Regions from separate parts of the Homo sapiens genome. Here all the other regions are linked to region 3. Evidence: chromatin contacts called from ENCODE Hi-C or POLR2A ChIA-PET data. All regions are on one chromosome and are shown on one strand. Each heading gives the region's core, a stretch centred on a gene start or an enhancer-like site at or near the end of the contact. The rest is flanking DNA. Distances are from core to core; before and after follow the strand shown. Region 1 holds the start of SLC8A1 (solute carrier family 8 member A1). Region 2 overlaps SLC8A1 (solute carrier family 8 member A1). Region 3 overlaps SLC8A1 (solute carrier family 8 member A1).

The links. Hi-C counts contacts between places; a loop is a spot of excess contacts on that map. ChIA-PET counts read pairs that join two places held with the same protein, here RNA polymerase II (POLR2A). Pooled maps may share reads with other maps.
Region 1: a map of ascending aorta shows a loop between it and region 3 (7-fold over the local background). The contact joins the promoter of SLC8A1 here to the enhancer-like site in region 3. A Hi-C loop is called at or near these places in 16 of 168 maps with a recorded cell type or tissue (OCI-LY7, PC-9, Right ventricle myocardium inferior and 12 more) and 20 of 50 pooled maps. POLR2A ChIA-PET finds 5 or more read pairs at or near these places in 3 of 52 experiments (AG04450, BJ and endothelial cell of umbilical vein).
Region 2: a map of ascending aorta shows a loop between it and region 3 (2.5-fold over the local background). The contact joins two enhancer-like sites. A Hi-C loop is called at or near these places in 8 of 168 maps with a recorded cell type or tissue (OCI-LY7, aorta, ascending aorta and 5 more) and 6 of 50 pooled maps. POLR2A ChIA-PET finds 5 or more read pairs at or near these places in 2 of 52 experiments (AG04450 and BJ).

Annotation. Positions count from the first base shown.
Region 1 is chr2:40,450,634-40,453,372 of GRCh38, reverse strand. It overlaps SLC8A1 (solute carrier family 8 member A1), which reads left to right and starts at 1,283. Exons shown (of 11, transcript NM_021097.5): 1 at 1,283-1,469.
Region 2 is chr2:40,433,713-40,436,605 of GRCh38, reverse strand. All of the region lies in intron 1 of SLC8A1 (solute carrier family 8 member A1), which reads left to right. Among named protein-coding and RNA genes, the nearest start is that of SLC8A1, 17 kb to the left of the region's middle. RefSeq lists an enhancer at 908-2,107. Within about 2 kb of position 1,570, at least 8 of the 41 ENCODE cell types and tissues checked have a DNase peak (open chromatin) inside an H3K27ac peak, as active enhancers do; they include ascending aorta, where a contact is called at or near this core.
Region 3 is chr2:40,280,033-40,282,811 of GRCh38, reverse strand. The region is part of intron 2 of SLC8A1 (solute carrier family 8 member A1); the gene reads left to right. Among named protein-coding and RNA genes, the nearest start is that of SLC8A1, 170 kb to the left of the region's middle. Within about 2 kb of position 1,416, at least 11 of the 41 ENCODE cell types and tissues checked have a DNase peak (open chromatin) inside an H3K27ac peak, as active enhancers do; they include OCI-LY7, ascending aorta, heart right ventricle and 2 more, where a contact is called at or near this core.

The sequences.
Region 1 (2,739 bases), core at 34-2,533, 170 kb before region 3:
ACTTTCTGCCTTGTGCTCTGCAGGTCCCTCCTTCTCCCACCTTCCCCAAGTAGCTGCTCCTGACCCCCCCACACACCTTGGCAAACGACACCAGTGGCCGATAGCAACTGGTGTTTTAAAAATACTAATTTGGAGCCCCATTTGAGACCTACAACGGGAGAGTCTGCATCAGATTCGGCCTCAGATTCTACAGCATCTGACTACATTCCCAGGTGTGTGTGATGCGCAGCCAGGTTTGGAAGCTAGTGAACTCCACAGTAGGTCTAGCCTTTCACCACGTGAAGTCATTAAGGGTTTGTAAGAATGAATGAGCTGTCAAGAGAGGAAAGGCCTGGTGCAGTGTTCCTTTATTAATTATGAGGAAAGTGATTTATTGGCAATGATAATGCTTCTCTTGGAAAGGGCAAAGAATGGTTCGTCGATTGCTGCATTAGGTTTTTTCCCACTCAACCTTAATGCTCGGCTTTTACTCCTCACTGTAGTTTAAAACCAGCACGCCTTTCACACGAAACAGACTCTGGGTCTTTATTCCCAGGTGAAACGCATCTTTGAGGGAAATACCAACACAGAGACTCTGTCCCAGTTCTTGGCCGGGGGACACCCTCCCCCGAATATCTCTGTTTGCTTGTGTCAGCATCTAGTAGCCAACGTATAGTTGTGCATATCTGATACGTAGAAAAACACAGGGTGAGGATTAAAAAAAAAATCATTGATATATGCCCAGATCCTTTTGCTAAAAGAAAGCTTCCTTTAGCAGAAGGGCAGGAAGTGAGGGAAGAAAGATAGTTGGATTAACAAAGTCAGAGGTGAGAAACGGGTAGGCGAATTGGGGGTCAGGGTTCTGTCTGCGGAAGAGAAGAAGAGGGTTCAAAAGAAAAGTTGCAGCGCCTGTGTGCGCGTGTCATCGATGGGCTGGGTGCGAGAGACAGCGCTAGCGCGCGGCCACAACGCACTGCGGGGCCGAGAGCCGGCAGGAAATCGAAAAAGCTGCTCGCCGGCAGAGGCTGGGAGGCTGGAAGGGCTCCCCACCCGCTCGGTGCTCCAGAAACGCGCCGGCTTTGCCCCGACGCGATCGCCTGGGGAGCCCAAGGGGCGCGCAGGGGGCCCCGGGGCGCCCGGCAGCCGCGGGGCCGAGCGCGCGTGTGAGCGAGTGCGAGGCTGCGGGCGGCGGGCGGGCGAGTGTGCGCGGGAGGGAGGGGGAGCGCGCGCGCGCCCGGGCCCCGGCCCTCCCAGCCTCCCGGCCTCCGCGCCTGCCTCCCGCCCGCGCGCACCGCTGCCCGCTGCCGCGGCTCCCGCTCGCGCCGGCGCTGCACGGTAGTCAGCCCGCCGCCGCCGCCTGCTTTGTGCTTCCCACAGAAGATGGGAGCGACCTCTTCCTGATCGGGAGCTGTTTAAAAGGAGGGAGTGCGCCGTATTTTCTACTAGCGTGGAGGAACGGAGGAAGAATCCATTCACACTCCCCAAACCAGGTAGGATCTTATGATGGACAGGCAGAAGGCATTTAGTCAGAGACCAAGAACTATTTTCCATTTGCTGCTCATAAGGCTACACTTCCCTCTGCTTTGGCAAACGAGCGGCTTCTAAATTTGTGTGTGTGTGTGTGTGTGTGTGTGTGTGTGTGTGTGTGTGTGTGTGATGTGGTGTGTGCGCGCCTGCACATTTTTCTGGGTGTCCGCGCTTCCCAGAGTGAAATTGCTCGGGCTGGTGCGTCTGGGCGTGAGGGTGCCTGCCTGCCTGCCAGTGCAGGCTGCCGGAGGAAGAAAGGGCTGCTAAGGAGAGATGCTGCACCCTGCACCGCGCTGGGCTCTGAGGATTCAGGGCGCGAAGAGCTAAGTCCACCCCGAATGCAGAGCTGCTGGGGATCCAGGCGTCCCCACCCACTGGACTCTTCTCCGCGGACATCCCTCCTTCCGGTAATCCCTGGGGTCTTTCCCCAAGGCCACATTTCCGAGCCCCCTGTTTTCCAGCGGGCGTTGGGTGCTCATTCACCACGGACTGCGGAGAGGAGGGAGGTGTGGCGGGGCAGAGACAGACGAGGAAGAAATGTAGGGGGTAGCAGGGAGTGGGCTGCGGGGTCCACGTCTCTGGGCACTGTGCCGTGGTGTGCTTTGGGGATTCTGCACACACAGGCATCTTTCCCCAAGAGATTGGAAGGGAACTTTGCAGCTGCATTCTCTGCCTCTGGAGCTTTGCTGGCTCTTGGGGGAAATGGTCTGTGTTCTGAGATGTGAAGATATCCTTTTTGGCTCCTCCTTAATGAAGAAGAGGGCGGTCTTATAGCTGGACAGCCGGCCAAAGAAACCAAATCCGCCCAGGCGATGCTCTTGAAAATACAGTACGTGTGCATCCTTGATTCTTTAAATCCACCCCCTGCATCACCCCCGCCTCTTCTCTATCCCCCCCACCACCCCGTGGATTCTGTTGCTGTTTGATGAATGGCTTGGGCTGGCAATTTGTATTTCCCTCTCCAAAGTGGTAGTGGTTGAGTTGAGAACAGGGGTGATGAAATTTAACAAAGCATTTTTAGAAGAGAGCAATGTGCATGTTGTACGCAGTCATTGGAAAGTCATGCTTTGCGCTAGGTATCCTTTTGAAGCCCCCGAACCTGGCTCTCCTGAAGCCGCTCTCTCTCTCTCCTGCTAGTCAGCTACTAGTGGTTGTGAATATAACAATACAAACTTTGTCCTGCTGGAGGTGTAAAGACTAAAAAGAGAAAAAAAGGATATCAGTGGGAGGTGT
Region 2 (2,893 bases), core at 321-2,820, 150 kb before region 3:
GTGTTAGGGCCCTCTTAACAGAGCATATAAAATAAGCAAGCCAGGGCTGATGCTGGAAGACACACACCCAGGTTGTGGGGAAAATGTCAGGGCCCAGGTGCTCTCGTTATGCTGGAGATCAGTCTTTCCAGCCCAAGAGTCTTTGCTCATGAGTCTGAATCATGTGTTTCCTCTCTTCCTAACACTGACATTGACTTTACAATCTGATTTTGAACTCTGCTCATGTTAGGGTGCAACCATTTCACACAGACAACATTTTTTAACTGCAAATGCTTAGGCCCATTTCCCAGATTCTGGTTTACCACTGGAGATTTGGTGAATCAGCACGTGACCCTGTGAGCATTACTTTACTCATTCAATAAGCAGATGTTGTGCATCTTCTAAGTGCCAGGCTGTGCTCTAGGAACTGGGAATACCTCAATGAAAAAAAAGAAATGAAAATCCCTGCCCTTAGAGAGTTGCATCTTTTGAAGAGAGAAAGACAATAAATAGAACCATTGAATAAAATAGATAGCATGTAAGAAGTAATAAGAGCTGGCCAGACGTGGTGGTTCATGCCTGTAATCCCAGCACTTAGGGCTGAGGCAGGCAGATTACCTAAGGTCAGGAGTTCAACATGGTGAAACCCTGTCTCTACTAAAAATACAAAAAAAAAAAAAAAAATAGCCGAGCATGGTTGGCAGGCACCTATAATCCCAGCTACTTGGCAGGCTGAGGCAGAAGAATTGCTTGAATCCAGAAGGCACAGGCTGCAGTGAGCCGAGTTCATACCACTGCACTCCAGCCTGGGCGACAGGAGCAAGACTATGTCTCAAAAACAAAAACAAAAAAGTAATAAGTGCTATCTCGAAAAATAAAGTAGGGGAAAGGGCCAACAGTGCATCTCATGAGTTTTCAACAACTTCGTTATTTTATATCCTAAGTCTATCTTTCCTTTTGTGACCACATTGCCTACCTTCACCCTAGTTTCTTCATTTCCTGGACAATTTCAGCGGGTATTTTTGGTCATAAGGCAGGGGCCTGACTTCTGTTTTGTGAGTTTAAGAGAAAGGCTTGAGCCTATGATGTGACCGCTCATAGCCCATCCCCTTCGGCACCTGTCCCAAAGTATTAAACAGCAGAGAGGAAACTTTCTTTGGAAGGGAAAATTAGGTATTAGTAGAGGGTCTCTGTGTAAATGAGGTTTTTTTTTTCCTGAAATCTGGCCATGGTCTGATAGCCTGAGGCTGGAGCCAGGGCAGTAATTTTCACTTTAGGTGAGATGGTCAGATGAGAAAAGCCTTCATCCTCTGGCATCATCTCTTTGTCTAGAAACATTTGGAAGTGCTTGCCTTGGTAGTGGATAAGGATTTATGGTTGCTTTAATGTTGCCTTAGAAACAGATTAATTGCTTAGCTTTGAGTCTTTCAGTCAGCAAGAATTACATAGAAGGGAATTCCAAGTACTGATGAAGGCCATCAAGGAGTTCCTTGGAATAACCCCAGCTGCCAATCAAGAGGATGCCATTAGGATGACTGTCCAATATATTGGGCTGTTAGGAATGCCAGCATATGCCTTTGCTCTGAGTCACGTCCTCCTTGGTAGTCAAAACTGGCTATAGCTTCCAGCAGGGAATGGTCACCGTGCTGCCAACCACTCTTCAGGCCTCTGCTCCAAAAGCTCTCCCTCTTCCTTTACAAAGCAGTTGGATCTATCTCTTGTAGATGTGGGTTTCTATTCCTTGTAGCTGTGACCTCTTCCTCCGACACAACTGGCTGGACTACTCACAGCTGGATATCTTTTTACCATCCTTTGTCAGTGTCATTTGGGTCTGTAATCTGTGGGTGATGGGTTGTGTGTTGTTTTAAAATAAATAGTGATCAGAAGATAATTTGGGTATTCTTGATACTGTGCTAAAGTCTCATTTCATGATGTAATGGATATTTTAAGTTAGTACTGCTCACAGTTGTACGAGTTGATCTGAATCCACCATAAAAATCAGCCTATACTTTGTATTGGTAAATTAAGGCAGAATATAAGAAAGCCAGGCAGCAAATCAACATATCCACAGTCTCTATTCTTATCTTTCTGCTTAATTTGTATGGAAATGTATATTTGAGGGAAAATGGGGAGAGTTTAGTAGAACTACTTTGAATCTGATGATAGAGGAAAGACCCCGAAAGAAAGAAAACAAAAGGATGAAGAAGGAACTCACATTTAGATAACATCTATTCCACATCTTCGTGGGCATTTGAATTTGGTATTAATTTAATAAGAAAAAGAAATTTAAGTCCAGAGAGTTCTTTCCAATTGCTTCATTGCCAATAAGCTACATCAGTGTGCTGTGTCCACTGTTCACAAATTATAATACTGCTCTCTTTTGAATATAATTGTAATGTTTTTAGTTAACACCGGAAGCCCCCTTCCTTTTTCTCTGATAATGATGATGGATTTTTACTGACCTGTCTACCTTTAGACATCTGGTGACCTTTTGGCTAAGAACATATTGTGGGATGTGGGCTAGGGAAGGGATAAAGGGCAGGGCTTTTTCTTGGCTGGCCCAGGAGATTGCCCTGACAGTGCATGCAGGAAGAGGTTGCCAGGCAATTGCTAAAAGACCAGATTGAAGGGCAGCTGTCTCTAGGAACATGCTAGCCCTCATGTTACATCACAGTTATTGATGCTTGTCTGTTTGAGTCTAATGCATAAGATAAAAGCCAGGCTATTGGAAACCTTCCACAAGACTTTTGCTAACTAGGCCCTCCTGACCCTGCATGGAAGCCAAGAGGCTTTCCAACGGGCTAGTCCAAGCCAACCCCAATAGTTCTCAAAGATTACTTCACACACTATCAGGGATGATATAATGGAGCAGTTAGTTATATCAGTCTTGGAAAAAGACCAGGGGTTGGGTCTT
Region 3 (2,779 bases), core at 167-2,666:
CAACTTCTCCTTGCAGCCAGCATTTGGATACTTTTAATAGCTGTTCTCTGTTACTGGGCAGGACTGGACACAGAGAAAATGATGACACTCTTTAAAATTCCTGGCAATTATTTCCTGCAAGAATGAGATTCCTCCCCGGCCCCAAAAGCTACGTCATGTTTTTATTTCGGTACTAAACGGAGCAAAGGAGCGTGCAAAAATGAAACTGATGCATCTCACTTAGCATTGCAGTTAACGGAAAGGAAATCTCTTGAGAGCAAGGTCTATTTTTTATTTTTAATCTTGGGTAATAATAAAGTTGGCAGTCTGTATATGCCTGAGTGCGTAAACAAATGTACATAGGCAAACTTTCAAACTAGACATCCTTTGTATCAGTAAGATGGATGCTCAATGTCTTGGGTAATACAGAGATACAGAAGAGACAGTCTTTACCCTTGCTGAGTGTGAAAAGATCCTTCGTTTAGTAACTGTAACAACCATTCTTTTTATTGTGTTTTGTGTCTGGGGTGAGCAAGCTGAATTCTGGATTTTATTCCAGATCAGAAATTACTCCTTATTACTAATCCAGTCTTAAGGATTTACAGAATGTTTTTCTTTCAGATTTAGTTAAATTTCCCAGCATGCCTCTGAATGAGGTAAGAAACATACATGTCCTAGAAGAAAAAAAAAGTCAGAAAAAGTGGCATTTTACTGTATTTCATTATTTTGTTATTAGAAGGAGAGGACACAATTTGATACACCAGCATCAGTCATTAAAGGTACGCTCTTGTGTGGGGGAGCTGTGCTGAAGGGATAGAAGCCAGTAGCTAATCCACTGTTATACTTTTCTAGAAGAATAAACAGACTCCTGTGAACTACCAACTTTGAGTATTAGATTAGGATAAATCCAGGAGGGCTTTATTCCACCCAAAATTCAAGTGAAGACAGAGTCTTCAAAAAGCCCCAGGATGAAGAATCACTTCCTGAGAATCAGGGAACATTTACCTTTATTAACCATCATTAGCTGATTCCGGCTTACAGAAATTCCCCTGAGAATGGGTGTTGAAGTAATCACTGCTCTCTGCTCTACTTCCTTAAAAAGAAATCAGTTTTAAATGATGGGTCTTCACTCTTTCCAGACATTCCCAGCTCCACAGACTTAACAGCTTTTCTTTGTAAGTTGCCTGAAGGGAGCAGGGCTTGAAATCAAACTCATTCTCCATTAGACTTGCCAAGGCCCCAGGCAGTGCTGGGGAAAGGTAGCTCCCTTTGCAGCATAACTTTCACGAGTGCAAGTTGGGACTCAAGTCCTGAGACAGCTCACAAGCCCTGGCTGATTTAACTTGCCACTTTGTAGCTATTCTTGGCACATAGCCTGCATAGAGTTGGCCTATGAGACTTTTCTCTGTTTATAGCACCTTTCAACTCAGGCACTGAGAATGCTGACCAACAGTGTTGCTTTTTTTGTTCTTATTGCCCTTTCCAGAAACTATGTAAAATGGAAAACAGTTCCCATTTCTCTCATTCCAGCTGTGCCATCTGAGAGCACATTTCTCAGAGCACCCCCCCAACCCTTTTTTTTTAAATACATGACCACAAAAATGTCTCAGGAATGAAATTCTTTGAAAAGCTAAGACTTTCTTCTGCCCCATCCCTGGTAAACTCCGTTTGTTAATAAGTGCTACCATGGGTGCTTTGGTGAAGTATGTTTCACAGGTGACTCTTGTGAAATCTTACTGTCATTCATTGGCTCATTCCATCAAAACTAAGCAGGCAAGTTATAAGTGCAAGACAAATGGGAGGTACAAAGATGTATCAGCCTGCTTCTAGTAGGCTACAGTCCACCAGGAAAGATAAGCAATAAAAATTCATTCTATTCATGCTAACAGAAGTACAGACAACGTGCTGAGTTACTGTATAAAGAGATTGATTAATTCTATTTGAGAGAACTGAAGTCATGTTTTACCCACCTCTGCTTTTGCACAAAACATTCTTCCTGCCTAGAGCACCTTTGCCTGGCTATTGTTACAGGGTCTTCAAAGACTCCATTCAGATGTCACCTCTTCTTAGGAGCCTTTCTTGAAACTTTTGGTCTGGATTCATTGTCTCTTTTTACTTCATTTCTGTATTTATATCTGTGACATCATATATTAATTATTGATGTGTGACCTCTTTGCTGAAGTGTAAGACCCCAGAAGGCAGGGATTCAATCTTTTATTTCAGCATTCCCAGTGCCTGAATGTCACTCTGCTTTCAAAGAAAATGATTAATAAATGAATTAGTTAATTTAGCATGATGGTATTGCAATTTGTGTGCTTATCAGAGTTTTATGATTGAAGGCAAATGTGATATTTGTATATTTTGACCACCAGTGTTTTACATCAAGAAAGAATAGTTATCCAAAAATGGAATAGATATTTCCATGTACTCATGTGAAAAATTATCTGTGGGGCTTTTCAGAAAATGGGTTTTTGTTACTTTTCCATTAGGACAGATGTTTTATCCTGTGACAGAATGGTAAAATTAAATTTCAGGACTTTTAAGGAAGAGAAAACAACCTTTTTTTTTTTTTTTTTTTTTTAGTGTTTATTTCCTCAGGTTTTATCATTAGATTCTTTTATAATGGCAGACATTCATATTTTAGAGTCATATTTTAGTCAGGTTTACACTATCAATATTCATGTCTGTTTTTGCAATCCAGAGATAATCTTTAAAAGCAGAAATCTATCTAAAAGGCTAGGGTTTAAAGTTCTTTTCATTTTCACTAACTCCTTAATATGGTATTCAGTGTACTCCATAG